Regions from separate parts of the Homo sapiens genome. Here all the other regions are linked to region 1. A link is a loop called in an ENCODE intact Hi-C map of the cell type or tissue named here. Cell type or tissue: GM12878. All regions are shown on one strand.

Region 1 (5,000 bases):
GCTTCTGGGACCTACTGCTTAGAAAAACAGATTCCTTTCAAACTATTACTATTCATTGACAATGCACTTGGTTACTCAAGAGCTCAGATAGAGATGTACAAAGAGATCAAAGTTGTTTTTCTGGCTGCTAACACAACATCGATTCTGTAGCTCATGGGTCAAGGATTATTTTTGAATTTCAAGTCTTGTTATTTAGAAAAACGAGGCGGGCGGATCACGAGGTCAGGAGATCGAGACCATCCTGGCTAACACGGTGAAACCCCGTCTCTACCAAAAATACAAAAAATTAGCCGGGCATAGTGGCGGGCGCCTGTAGTCCCAGCTACTCGGGAGGCTGAGGCAGGAGAATGGCATGAACCCGGGAGGCGGAGGTTGCAGTGAGCCGAGATTGCGCCACTGCACTCCAGCCTGGGCAACAGAGCCAGACTCCATCTCAAAAAAAAAAAAAAAAAAGAAAAAGAAAATACATTTCATAAAGCTATAATAGCTGCTGTAGATAGTGATTCCTCTTATGGATCTGGGCAAAGTACACTGAAAACTTTCTGGAAAGGATTCACCATTCTAGATGCCATTCATAATTCATGGGAAGAGGTCAAAATATCAACATCAACAAGAGTTTGGGAGAAGTTGATTCTCACCCTTATGGATAATTTTGAGGGATTCAAGACTTCAGCAGAGGAACTGCAGATATGGTGAAGACAGCAAGATAACTAGAATTAGAAGTGGAGTGTGAAGATATGCATGAATTGCTGCAATCTTATGATAAAACCTGAATAGATACGAAGTTGCTTCTTATGGATGAGCAAAAAAAGTGGTTTCTTGAGATGAAAATCTACTCCTGATGTAGATGCTGTGAACACTGTTGAAATGTAAACAAAGGATTTAGACTATGACATAACCTTAACTGATAAAGCAGCAGTAGGGTTTGAGAGGATTGACTCCAATTTTGAAAGAAGCTCTAGTTTGTGTAAAATGCTATCAAACAGGCTGGGCGCGGTGGCTCATGCCTATAATCCCAGCACTTTGGGAGGCCGAGGCAGGCAGAACACCTGAGGTCAGGAGTTCGAGACCAGGCTGCCCAACATGGTGAAACCCTATCTCTACTAAAAATACAAAAAAAAGTAGCTGGGTGTGGTGGTGGGTGCCTGTAATCCCAGCTACTCAGGAGGCTGAGGCAGGAGAATCGCTTGAACCTGGGAGGCGGAGTTGCAGTGAGCCGAGATTGCGCCACTGCACTCCAGCCTGGGCAACAACAGCGAAACTCCGTCTGGAAAAAAAAAAAAAATTGCTATCAAACAGCACTGCATGCTACACAGAAACCTCTCATGAAAGAAGGCCAACCAATGCAGCAAATGTAATTGTTGTCTTATTTTAAGAAATTGCTAGAGCCACCCCAACTTTCAGCAACCACTATCCTGATCAGTCAGCACCTATCAACGTTGAGGCAAGACCCTTCACCAGCAAAAAGATTAATACTTGCTGAAGGCTCAGGTGATAATTAGCATTTTTTTTAACAATAAAGTGTTTTAAAATTAAGGTACATGCTTTTCTTTTTAAGACATAATGCTACTGCACACTTAATGGGCTACATAATAGTGTAAATATAACTTATATGCACTGGGAAACCAAAAAATTAGTGACTCACTTTATTCAGATATCTACTTTACCGCATTGGTCGGGAACTGAGCCTAAAATAGTTCTCACTTTTTGAGGCTAACGATGCCTTTTTCCCCTATGGCCCTGGGTAAATGGTCACCTTTTTTACTGCTTCCCTGAATCTTCACGAAAATTTTACTAGACATTATTTGAAATGTACACGCCAGGCTTTTATAGCTCCTTCCTTGTATGACAAGACACCAGCAGGACTTACTTCCCCATCTGGGCAAGACAAACTTAAGAAAATGGCCAGAACCTGCAGATGGCGCCAAAAGCAACCTCTAGTGACACTCATTGTTCATTAGCATAAGATACTCCGACCAACACCATGATACTTTACAAATGCCACAACTCAGAAGTTACCACTCCTTTTCTAGGGATTTCTGAAAAACCTGTGCCTTAATTTGCATGTAATTAAAAGTGGGTGTAAATTATTAACCAACAGCCCACAAGGGCTCTCGGCACACTGCCTATAGGTTAGCCCTGCTCCGCAAGGTGGCAGTGTGAGTTTAATAAAGTTGCTGTGTTTCACTGCTGACTCATTCTTGAATTCTTTTCTGTGCAAAGCCAAGAAACCTCCCAGGCTAAGCAAATCTTGGGTCTCGCATACCCTGCATCATTGCTAGAGAACAGAGGTCTTATATCTCATCTCCAGGCATAAGACCAGTCTTCAGCCCCTAGTATCTACATCCAGTTGAGAGGGCCAGTTGCTGAAAGCAACTGTAGAAATGATGCAGGGTATGTGAGACCCAAAATTTGGGGCTTAGTCTGGGAGGTTCTGATAAAACCATTGCAATGACACTGATTTCCCTTTTTGGTTCTAGTACCTGACAATTGTCTATTTTTGCTTTCTAGCTTGACCATATTTAGTATTTTTGTTGTTAATACTTTATTCTACTGGCTGATTTTATTTAGTATTAAAGAGGGTCTTCAGTCTACCAGACCATTTGAAAGTCTATTGTTTATTATTTTCTTCATTCTGTCTTAAAACTAATTTCTTAAACATAAAAATAAAACCATCCCATACCCTGGTATACCCTCCATCAACACTTCATAATTTTAATATTTGCTATATGTTTTTAATTTATTGTTTTGAGACAGAGTCTCACTCTGTCACCTAGCCTAGAGTATAGTAGTGTGATCACAGCTCACTATAATACTGAACTCCTAAACTCAAGTGATCCTCCCACCTCAGCTCCCAAGTAGCTAGGACTACAGGCGAGCACCACCAAACCCAGCTAATTTCTTTACTTTTCGTAGAAATGGAGTCTCACTATTACCTAGGCTGGTCTTGAGGTACTGGTCTCATACAATCCACCTGCCTCAGTCTCCCAATGCACAAGGATTACTGGCATTAGCCACCATGCACAGCCAACTGCCCTATATATTTCAAACCCACTTTCTAAAAAAGTCAGAAATGTTTATAGATGATTTAAGTCTCCATCCCTTCTCCATCTTATTTTCTTTTCTTTCTTTTTTTTTTTTTTTTTTTTTTTTTTTTGGAGACAGGGTCTCACTCTGTCACCTGGGCTGGAGTGCAGTGGTGCAGTCACAGGTCACTGCAGCCTCAACCTCCCGAGCTCAAGCAGTTCTCCTGTCTCAGCCTGTAATGTAGCTGAGACTACAGCCATGGACCACCATGCCCAGCTAATCTTTGTTTTTCGTTTTCTGTTTTTGTAGAGACAGGGTTTTGCCATGTTGCCCAAGTTGGTATCTCATTTCTTTTCCTTCTTCCCTTCCCAGAAGTGTGAGAAAGTTATACCACCATGTTTTTTATATTTTTACATTATATATGAATTCATATTAAAGAATACTGAATTTTTTTGTTTTTCAAAGTATTCTATAAATCATACCAATCTGAATCTATTGTTTTGTTACAAAAGTAATGGTTTCCAGCTGTCCCTATACTCATTTATTTCTTATTTATTTCATTTTATTTATTTTCAGACTGTAGATTTTGGGGGTTTGTTGTTTTATTTATATATTTTAATTAACAAAAATTGAATATATTTATCACGTACAATATAATGTTTTGAAATATGTATACATTGTAGAATGGCTAAATGGGGCTAACATATGTATTACCCTACATATTTTAGCATTTTTTTGGTGAGAACACCTACAATCAACTCTCTACCCAACTTTCAAAAATATGATACATATATTCTTTTTTTCTTTTTTTTCTGAGACAGGGTCTTACTCTGTTGCCCAGGCTGGAGTGCAGTGGCACAGTCTCAGCTCACTGCAACCTCCCTCTCCCAGGTTCAAGCAATTCTCCTGTCTCAGCCTCCCAAGCAGCTGAGATTACAGGCACTTGCCACCATGCCCAACTAATTTTTGTATTTTTAATAGAGACGGGATTTCACCATGTTGGTCAGGCTGGTCTCGAACTCCTGATCTTGTGATCCACCCCCCTCGGCCTTCCAAAGTGCTGGGATTACAGGTGTGGGCCACTGCACCCAGCCTCTAATACATACATTCTTATTAAGTACTGTCATCATGTTATACAATACAGCTCATGAACTTACCCCCCTAACTGAAATTTTGTATCCTTTGACCAATACCTCCCCAACTCCCCAGACTCTAGTTTTGATAAAACCAGTCATTCAAATCCTCCTTTAACTATCACTACCATCCTTTTCCTCAAAAAGACAACTGGTTTAATTTCGTATGTGTGTTTTTGTGTTTTAACAAATAAGAATGCTCCAACTATTGCCCTGAAGCAGCTCACTGTCTAAGAGGACAAAAGCATGTAAACAATACTATAGTAGGATATGTGCTATAATAGTATGTAAAATGTGTAAAACGACTAAAAAGAGACAGTAAATGACCTACAGAAAATAAAGGTATGCATTCCAGAGGACACAGTACTTGAGCAGGCTTCGTGCTTCTCAAGATGAAATGGAGTACGTCAGGCAAATAAAAGGTGGAGAACATTCCATACAGAGAAAACATTATGGCCAAAGACACAGATGTATGAAATTAAGGTACGTTCTGGAAAGTAAAAGTAGGTCAAATCAAGAATACCTAGTACCCAGATCTTATTTTCTAATACCACTGTTCAATAAAAGGAACCAGTGTTCCTTGTAGAAATGGCTAATTCTAGGACTGATATTAGGAAGGCAATATACAAGACGAACCTGGAACACCTTGTAGTGCCAGAATGCAAGTAAGTGTTCAAATGTAAACACCACACATACATACACACGTACACTAATGATGGGGATACGACAAACGAATACGTCAAAGGGATATAAAGCTAACTGAACTCCCAATGGCCAAAGCTAAAACATTTGTTTTTTTGTTTTGTTTTGTTTTGAGATGGAGTCTCACTCTGTCACCCA
Region 2 (5,000 bases), 99 kb before region 1:
ACCATGGAATACACCACAGCCATAAAAAAAGAATGAGATCATGTCCTCTGCAGCAATATGGATGGAGCTGGAGGGCATTATTCTAAACGAACTAACACAGGAACAGAAAACCAAATATTGCATGTTTTCACTTACAAGTGGGAGCTAAACACTGAGCATACATGGACACAAAGAAAAGAACAACAGACACTGGGGACTACTTGAGAGTGGAGAGTGGGAGGAGGGTGAAGATCAAAAAAACTACCTATCAGGTACTATGCTTATTACCTGGGTGATGAAATAATCTGCACACCATACCCCAGTGACACACAATTTACCTATATAACAAACCTGCTCATGTACCCCTGAACCTAAAATAACTTTAAATAAAATAAATATCATTAGACACCCATTAACATCTAATTAATAAAATTTTTAAAATAAAAAACAAAAGCACTTTGGGATAAGGCTACTCAAGAACAAGAAATGATTTAATGGCAAAGACTACAAGACAATGCCCACTGCCTTTCCCTATGTACTATTCTGGTATCATTAATTGAAAGATGTAACTCCTGTATATCTTGCTACTTATAGACATAAGTTTACATTTAAAATGCTTTAACATAACACCTACAATTAAAAAAGGATTATAAATATGTGAGTATTTTGAGGTTCTGGACAAAGGATTCCAGGAAGCTCAGCTGGGGAAAATTGTTTGAGCCTAGGAGTTTGAGGCTTCAGTGGGGCATGACTGCATCACTGCATTCTAGCCTAGGTGACAGAGTGAGACTCTGTTTTTACTTTAAGTATGACATTTAAAAATGTGACATCAGATCCAGCCATCCCACTTCTGAGTCTGCAGCCAAAGTAATTAAAATGTGTTGAAGAGATGTCTGCACTTCCCTGTTCGTTGCAGGATTATTCACGATAGCCAAGAGATGGGAACAATCTATGTGCCCGTCAATAGATGAACAGATACAAAAATGTGGTATATACACAATGGCATACTATTCAGCCTTAAAAAAGAACAAAATTCTGTCATTTGCAACAACATGAATGAGTCTAGAGAACATTCTGCTAAGTGAAATAAGACAGGCACAGAAAGACAAATATCACACACATGCTCTCACTTACATATGGAATCTAAACATCTGAATCCACATATGAAGTAGAGGGTATAATGGTAGTTACCAGAGGCAAAGGCATACAGTGAGCTCCGTGGATAAAGAGAAAATATCAATCAGAGGGTCTCTTTGATCAGTTAGACAGAAGGAAAATATTCTGGTGATCTAATGCACAGTAAGGTGAATACAGTTAAGAAATAATGTATCACTCAAAATTGCTAAAAGGGTGGATTTTAAGTCTTACCACAAAGAAATGGTAAGTATATGAGATGACGGATACGTATTTACTCATTCTAAAATGTACACATGTATTGAAACATCATATTGTACCTCATAAACATACACACTTATTAAACATCAATTTAAAAATCTGAAGCTGAATTAAAGAATATTTCTAACGCATAAATAAACTATGCACATTGAGACCACAGTTTGAGATGCTACTTTATTCAGCTTTTAAAATGACCCAATAATAAATTATTTGGGGAGTACACAATTGATGGCACGGAGGCAACAGACATCAGTTTGCAGGTAGACTAAACAATACTACTAACACACAACATTTGCTGTCTTTCTTCCCCCAAAATACAAGCTATAATCAATTTCATTGTCATTTCATGCTGATAGCATCTTTCAAGACACACAAAATTGTCACTCTTTCCTTCTTTTCACATGTACTAATAACAGAAGAACATTTAACTAGTATTTATTACTCATAAAGCATGGCTGAGGCATGTGGGGGAGGGATAAGGCATTTGCCAAACACTATACAGCTAATAAGAGTCACAGAGTCGAGATCAGAATCTGAATTTATAGATTCAGGACAAAACCTGGTTTGAAACAACCTGAACTACTTTTTCAGACTGAAAATGCACCTGCTAAATGTTTTAAATCTTTCCATATTCAACCTGAGTTCTTAAAAACTAAAATAGTATCCAATATAGTAAAAGTAGCTTTAAGAAAGATCAAAAAGAGAAAAAATAAGATAAATGGTTCAAATAATAACAGACCTATTTTTCTGCTATATCTCAAAAACAAAATTAAAGCTATGCCTACTAGGCTCCAGTAAATTAGGTTTGTTAACAGCACTGATTTAACAAACTTTATTAAACAAATAGCTGCATGTTAGGTTAAATCCATTGCTAGATCTTAGAGATCTAACAATATACAATAATCCCTACCCTCAAAGAGATCACAATACTTCACATCAGACACCATTTTATAGGAGGACAAATGCTTTAAAATAATTCTTTAAATTTATTCAAGATAAGAAAACAGAATTCAGAAGGTTTTGGGTATTGAAATGAAACTGCAATAAGGACCCTAAAAACATTAACAACCCAGTGAAATTACCACTAGGTGTCACTGTGATACAAAGTTCTTAGCTGCCTTTGGGCTCGCTTTCAAACCTTGTTGCATCTTCCTGGTAATAACGTGGAAAAGGTGCATAATCTGATTGAGCATCTCTTTGCATTGTATTATTTATATGTATACAGCTACAGAAAAAATATTATTTATATAATTTCAGTAACACTGAAATGAGTTATATCTATAATAATTCTATTGCTGGTCACATAAACTTTAATGAGTGTACATTTTTAAAATTTCCTGTGATGGATGAATTAATATATACACATATATTCATATACTCATTTATTGAGCCATTTGTTTCCTCAACAAGCACTACTCTGTGCCAAACACTGTGCTAGAATAAAGAATCTAGAGAGGAATAAGACCTGCTCTCTAAGTGTGAGGAGTTAACATTCATAAGGAAAATCTGAAACACAAAGGGTAAGATGTGTTAAAATCCATGTTTAAAGCATATACAAAATTTTATGGGATCATAGCGGATGATTCAACTTAACTGTATGTCCAGAAAGGTTAGGAAAGGCTTCATAGAAGAGGAAATATTTACATGGGATCTTGGAAGCTGTGTAGGAGTTTTCTGGAAAGCTAAAGCAAGAAAAGGTTTATCAAACAGAATAGAGGAAATACAGAGCCACTGAAAGGCACATGAGGAGATGCGTGTTTTAGAAAAATCACCACAGGGCAACTATATAGAAAAGATGGACTAAAGGAAGAAAGAAACGAACATATGGAAATCAGGGGAATTATCTTAATTAATCAAAGAAATCCTTGAACTGTAACAAAGGGGGACGAAAAAAAAAGGAGAGATTCAGTCATAATGTGATAGAATTCACAAAACTTTATTGACTAAGTGCAGTGAAGTCAGAAAAAAATTCTATCAAGTCTAAGTATTATCCTTAAGTATGCCTTCCCTAGTTACACATACAAACATGCCAACAGGGAAAACAGAGAAAGTATATAACATGATTCTCTGCCTGCCATAATACTCATAAGGCAATAACTATAATCCAGAACAAATAAAACTGGAACAGCTAGAAGAAGCAGGAGCAGGTAGATATCATATAATAACAATATCTGATTTAAAATTCATTTTGAGTCAAACTGTGTTTATAGTATGTCCATAACTATGAAGAATATGACTGGAAATATTTTAAAGCTTTATCACAGAAGTATATGAAAGAACTTCCAGGGATCACTTTTCGTAAACTTTTGGCTTTATCATCCACTGTAAAAGCTAACTTATGCTCAAGTATGATAGAGTAGGAACAGCCAAGCTGTCATTCGGTTTGAAAACAAATACAATTAAGACAGCTACAGACACATTATAAATACAACTGGACTCAAAATGAATTTTAAACCAATATGTATCTACTCCTGCTTCTAGCTCTTCCAGTTTTATTTGTTCTGGATTATAGTTTTACCTTATTATGAATCATATGGCAGGCAGAGAATCATGTTATATGGTTTCTCTCTAATATATTTAAAGTGTAACATTAACATACATAATCCAGAGAAGCCAGCCATTTCTGATCACCACACTCGAAATAAGCAGAGGATTTTTTTTAGTTGAAAAAATACTTAATAGTCCATCAAAAAAAAGAACAAGGTTTTTCTGAAGTGATACACTATTCACTCACATGAAACAGACACATGCAACAAGATGGCAGTTAAAATTTATTTAATATATAATTGCATTCCAGTTTTCTTAAAACAAAAAAAAAAATCTGAGGTAATTTTAAGATTTAAAAGAAAAAGTGTGATGTGGCACTGAATTTGCCCCCTTGGATAATAGAAATATTTGTCATTAAACTAAGAAAGTAAAGGCTAAATCATATCCCTTTCAGTGGTTCCCAACTAATAAACCCGAGATGCCTTAGCAATACTACTAAAAATCCATACAAACAAGAAGCATCATCAATTCTGACCAACTGATATTGTAAAGATAAATAACATTACTTTTAAAACGTCAACAGAGGAAGTTTGGTGATTTAAAAAAAAATATACAGAATCAGCCAGGGTAAGTAGCTCATACCTCTAATCCTAGCACTTTGGGAGACTGAGGTGGGGGGATTGCTTGAGCCCAAGAGTTCAAGACCAGTCTGGGCACATAGTGAGACCCCATCTACAAAAATGATAATAATAAAAAATAAAATAAATAATATAGGCTGTCAAGTTGGCTCACACCTGTAATCCCAGTCCTTTAGGAGGCCAAGGCAGGAGAATCACATGAGGCCAGGAGTTCAAGAACAGCCTGGGCAACAAAATGAGACCCCATTTCTTCAAAAAGTGAAAAAAAAAAAAATTTGCCAAACATGGTGGCGTGCGCCTGTAGTCCCAGCACTCGGGAAGCTGAGGTGGGTGGGAGGATCACTTGAGCCTAGGAGTTCAAGCTCAACAGTGAGCTATGGTCATATCACTGCATTCCAACCTGGGTGACACAGCAAGACTCTGTCACTTAAGAGAAAAAAATCATTTCAAGTCACATGAATTCAAAAATGCCATAGTGAATTTGTAACTGCATTTCATTAT
Region 3 (5,000 bases), 170 kb after region 1:
GAATTATAGTAATAACTGGTTCAGGCAAGAATCATCCATGGATGCTAAAACTATTCAATGAAAGTTTGGGCCAGGCATGGTGGCTCACGCCTGTAATCCCAGCACTTTGAGAGGCCACGGTGGGTGGATCACTTGAGCCCAGGAGTTTGAGACCAGCCTGGGCAACATAGTGAGACCCCATCTCTACAAAAAATACAAAAATTAGCCAGGCATGGCAGTGCATGCCTGTAGTCTCAGCTACTCAGGAGGCTGAGGCAGGAGGATCACTAGAACCCAGGAAATAGAGGGTGCAGTGAGCTGAGATTGTGCCACTGCACTCCAGCCTGAGTGATGGAGCAAGACCCTGTCTCAAAAAACAAAAAGAAAAAGAAAGAAAGAAAAAAGAAAGAAAGGAAGCAAGGAAGGAAAGAAGGAAGGAAGGAAGGAAGATTGAAGAGAAACAATATATTTACATAGTCTCCAACTATGTCCTTACAAATTACTTACAGATTATGGGGCAAACTGACATGATCACTTATGTATTGTATTAGTTCATTCTCACACTGTTATAAAGAACTATCTGAGACTGGGTAATTTACAAAGAAAAGGGTTTAATTGACTCGTAGTTCCACAGGCTGTACAAAAAGCATGGCTCTGGAAGTCTCAGGAAACTTACAATCATGATGGAAGGGAAGCAAGCCCATCTTCACGTGGCGGCAGGAGAGAGCTAGTGAAGCAGGAAGTGCTACACATTTTTAAACAACCAGATCTCATGAGAACTCATTCACTATCACAAGAACAGCAAGGGGGAAATCCACCCCCATGATCCAATCACCTTCTTTCCAGGTCCACCCCCTCAACATTGGAAATTACAATTTGACATGAGATTTGGGTAGGGACACAGAGCCAAACCATATCATGTAGTATTTGGCCAAAAATGTATAACATGAATCTAATCATGAGGAAACATCAGACAAATCAAAATTGAGGGATATTTTGCAAGACAACTGGGCTGTATGCTTTAAAAATATCAGTATCATGAAAGACAAAGAAAGGATGAAAATCATTCCAGATTAAAAGGAGATGAAAGAGCTGTAGCAACAAAATGCAAGGTGTAAGCCTAGATTAAATTGTGAATCAAGGGAAAAAAATGCCATAAGAAACATTACTAGAAAATTGGCAAAAATTGAACATGGACTGTATATTAGATAATACTAATGTATTGATGTTAAATCTCCTAAATTTGCTGATTGTATTGTGAATATAGAAGCATGAGTTTTCTTATTCTTAGGAAATATACACAGAAGTATTTTGGAACATTATAACTCTCAATCTCAAGTGACTCAGGAAATTCTATCCGTACATGCACAAATATACTTATATATCCTAAATATGTATGTATGTGTGTGCATGTAGGGAGAGAGAGAAAGTGAAAGGGAGAAAGATGATTTTTTTTTTAAGTAGCAGAACATTTACAAGTAGGGAATTTGAGTGAGGGGTACACAAGACTTTGTAGCATTCTTGTTATTTTTTGTTTTGTTTTGTTGTTTTGGTTTAGAGAAAGGGTCTCACTTTGTTGTCCAGGCTGGAATGCAGTGGCAATCATGACAGCCTTGAACTCTAGGGCTTAAGCGATCTTCCTGCCTCAGCCTTCAAAGAGCTGGGACTACAGGTGTGAGCTACCATGCTAGGCTAATTAAAAAAATTTTTTTTTGTAGAGACGGGGGTCTCACTATGTTGCCTAGGCTGGTCTCGAGCTCCTGGCCTCATGTGATCCTCCTGCCTCAGCCTCCCAAAGTTCTAGGATTACAGGCATGAGCCACTGCACCTGGCCCAGACATTTATCTTCTCACAGTACTGAAGGCTGAGAGTCTGACATCAGTGTGCCAGCACAGTCAGTTTCTGGTAAGGGATCTCCTCCTGGCAAGCAGATGGCTATCTTCTGGCTATGTTCTCCATGGTGGAGAGAGAGAAAGCAAGCTCTCTGGTGTCTCTTCCTATAAAGGCACTAATTCCATCATGAGAACTCCACTCTCAAGAACTGATTAAATTTACCTCCCAAAAGTCTCATCTCCAAATATCACATCGAGGGTTAGGACTTCAACAAATGAATCTAGGAGGGATTCAGTTCAGTCTGTAGCTAGCAAAGACCTTGCCAATAACTAGGTTTAACATAAACTAGTTAATGGGATGCCATTTGAATATTATTTTAAATCTTGGCATTAAAAATTGAGGAGATCATTAAAAACATACCCATTAATCTATGAAGTATAAAAGGTCCAATTTATGTTTGTGTTTGCAACTTGCATATCATTTTATTACTTAATATTCCATATGAGGAAATATATGTTTACAAATAATAAAAAATTTTGGTAATGAAATGCAGTAATTTGAACATCTGAAATGCATAAGTGAGTATTATTATAATAAGAGCATAAAAATTGATGGTAATTTTGTCATATACAATGATGCGTCAAACACTTCTACGTTTTAATTCTTAAATTCCCATGTTAACATGTTAACCATGGCACCATCTTGTGGATATTTATTAAATAGTCGGGCTATACAAATATTTATTTGGAAATGTTGTAAATGAAAGTTATTTACAAAAAAAAGAACATTAAAGAATGTTTAAGTTAATAAAATGAAATGCTTGTAAGTAATTATCCTCACTTTCAAAGTGCTTCAACTATATAAATAAACGATTGAAATAGTTCTAGCATGGTTAAATTGTTTATATGAAATTTCAGGCTGTGTGCCATGGCTCACGCCTGTAATCCCAGTGCTTTGGGAGACCAAGGCTGGAGGATTGCTTGAGCCCAGGAGTTCGAGGCTACAGTGAGCCATGATCATGCCACTGCACTCCAGCCTGGGCAACAGAGCAAAACCCTGTCTCAGGAAAAAAAAAAAAATTAAAACTGGCCAGTGGTGCTTAACACATCAAGTGGATATTTTAGTTTGATATATTTTCGTGTGTATAGTGTATGTATATGTGTGTTTACATATATAAATGCAAATGTGTATTTGTTTGCTACTGTTTTTATTTTATTTTATTTTATTTTATTTTTTGAGACAGAGTCTTGCTCTGTCACCCAGGCGGGAGTGCAGTGGCGGGATCTTGGCTCACCGCAGCCTCTGTCTGCCAGGTTCCAGTGATTCTCCTGCCTCAGCCTCCTGGGTGGTTGGGATTACAGGCATGTACCACCACGCCCGGGTAATTTTTGTATTTTTAATAGAGACAGGGTTTCACCATGTTGGCCAGGCTGGTCTCAAACTCCTGACATCAGGTGACCCGCCCGCCTCAGCCTCCCAAACTGCTAAGATTACAGGCATAAGTCATTGGGCCTGGGCTTTTATTTTGATTTAACTTTAGGATCTGTAAAAAATGGGCATATACAAAGTAGTTTTTTTTAATGGAAAAAAGAAACTTTAAATCTCAGTTTAATCAACGACTGGTTATGAACCACTTTTCAAAAATCAAATCATGGGTGCAATTAATATAATTTTTCAAGAAGATTATAGAATACTTTTTTTTGTAACACTTTCATTAAAAGGCTTCGGTATTTAGAGTTTACAATTACATTTAAAACTTTTCAGTTGGGCTCATACTTGTTATCCTGGCACTTTGTGAGGCTGAGGGAGGAAGAATACATGAAGCCAGGAGTTTGAGGCCAGTCTGAGCAACAAATTGAAACTCTATCTCTATAACTTTTTTTTTTAATTAACTGGGTGAGGTAGCATGCACCTGCAGTCCCAGCTACTCAGCAGGCTGAGGCGGGAAGATTGCTTTAGTCCAGGAGTTTGAGGCTGCAGTGAGTTATGACTGTGCCACTGCATTCCAGCCTGGGCAATAGAGCAAGAGTCCGTCAAGTTATAATACAAAATAAAATAAAATAAAATAAAATATATTTTTAAAATTTTTTAAAAAGGAAAAAACTTTTCATTACTATATTTACACAAAGGAGAAAGGAGAAATAGCCTTTATTGTAGACCCTACTATAAGCTAGGCATTTAGATACATTATCTAATACAATTCCTTCCAACAATCTTTTGAGGGTTTTTTTTTGAGACGGAGTCTTGCTCTGTCGCCCAGGCTGGAGTGCAGTGGTGTGATCTCGGCTCACTGCAACCCCCATCTCCTGGGTTCAAGAGATTCTCATGCCTCAGCCTCCTGAGTAGCTGGGATTACAGACACCTGCCACCATAGCTGGCTAATTTTTGTATTTTTAGTAGAGACGGGGTTTCACCATATTGGCCAGGCTGGTCTCGAGCTCCTGACCTCAAGTGATTTGCCCGCCTCGGCCTCCCAACGTGCTGGGATTACAGGCGTGAACCACTGCACCCAGCCTTGAGTTGGTATTTTTATTTCTACTTTGCAGATGAGTAAAATTGAGACTCTTGGTAGTTACATAACTTAATCAATCTCACACAGCTATTAAGAAGCCATGATTTTAACCCAACTCTACAAAGCCCAAATTCGTGTCACAACACAATCCTGGTTCTTGGAATTTCAGACTATATAAGAGATTTTAATATGGAAATTTAATTTAAAGATCTATGTACCCAAAATCCTACAGACATTTCAAATTAAGATTGTTTAATTTTTGTATGCAAAATGTTAAATGTACTACACTTATTCTCATTGTATTCTGAGACAAAATTCTTTTTTAAAAATTTCAACTTTGGCCAGGCACGGTGGTGGCTCACACCTGTAATCCCAGCACTTTGGGAGGCTGAGGCAGGTGGATCACTTGAGGTCAGGAGCTCAAGACCAGCCTGGCCAAAACGATGAAACCCCGTCTCTACTAAAAATACAAAAATTAGCCTGGCGTGGTGGCACGTGCCTGTCATCCCAGCTACATGTGAGGCTGAGGCAGGAGAATAGCTTGAACCCGGGAGGCGGAGGTTGCAGTGAGCCGAGATCGCGCCATTGCACTCCAGCCTGGGCAACAAGAGCAAAACTCTGTCTTAAAAAAAAAATTCAACTTTTATTTTAGATACAGGGAGTAGATATGCAGGTT

Evidence for each region. Peaks named below come from ENCODE experiments on the same cell type or tissue, not always from the same donor. Only the 100,000 strongest peaks of a DNase experiment are listed, where the experiment ranks them.
Region 2: it touches region 1 in a loop (5-fold over the local background); 6 of 110 quality-filtered maps call a loop at or near these places.
Region 3: it touches region 1 in a loop (9-fold over the local background); 22 of 110 quality-filtered maps call a loop at or near these places.

The regions. Positions count from the first base shown.
Region 1 is chr1:50,871,630-50,876,629 of GRCh38, forward strand. The region is part of intron 1 of FAF1 (Fas associated factor 1); the gene reads right to left. Among named protein-coding and RNA genes, the nearest start is that of FAF1, 86 kb to the right of the region's middle. RefSeq lists an enhancer at 2,028-2,322. In GM12878, a CTCF peak has its summit at 2,146 (motif pointing right); DNase peaks (open chromatin) are centred at 1,625 and 2,112; H3K27ac peaks cover 227 bases.
Region 2 is chr1:50,772,497-50,777,496 of GRCh38, forward strand. The region is part of intron 4 of FAF1 (Fas associated factor 1); the gene reads right to left. Among named protein-coding and RNA genes, the nearest start is that of FAF1, 190 kb to the right of the region's middle. In GM12878, a CTCF peak has its summit at 2,457 (motif pointing right); a DNase peak (open chromatin) is centred at 2,475.
Region 3 is chr1:51,042,523-51,047,522 of GRCh38, forward strand. No RefSeq gene overlaps it. Among named protein-coding and RNA genes, the nearest start is that of MIR4421, 15 kb to the right of the region's middle. In GM12878, no CTCF peak of the experiment used is centred here; no DNase peak of the experiment used is centred here.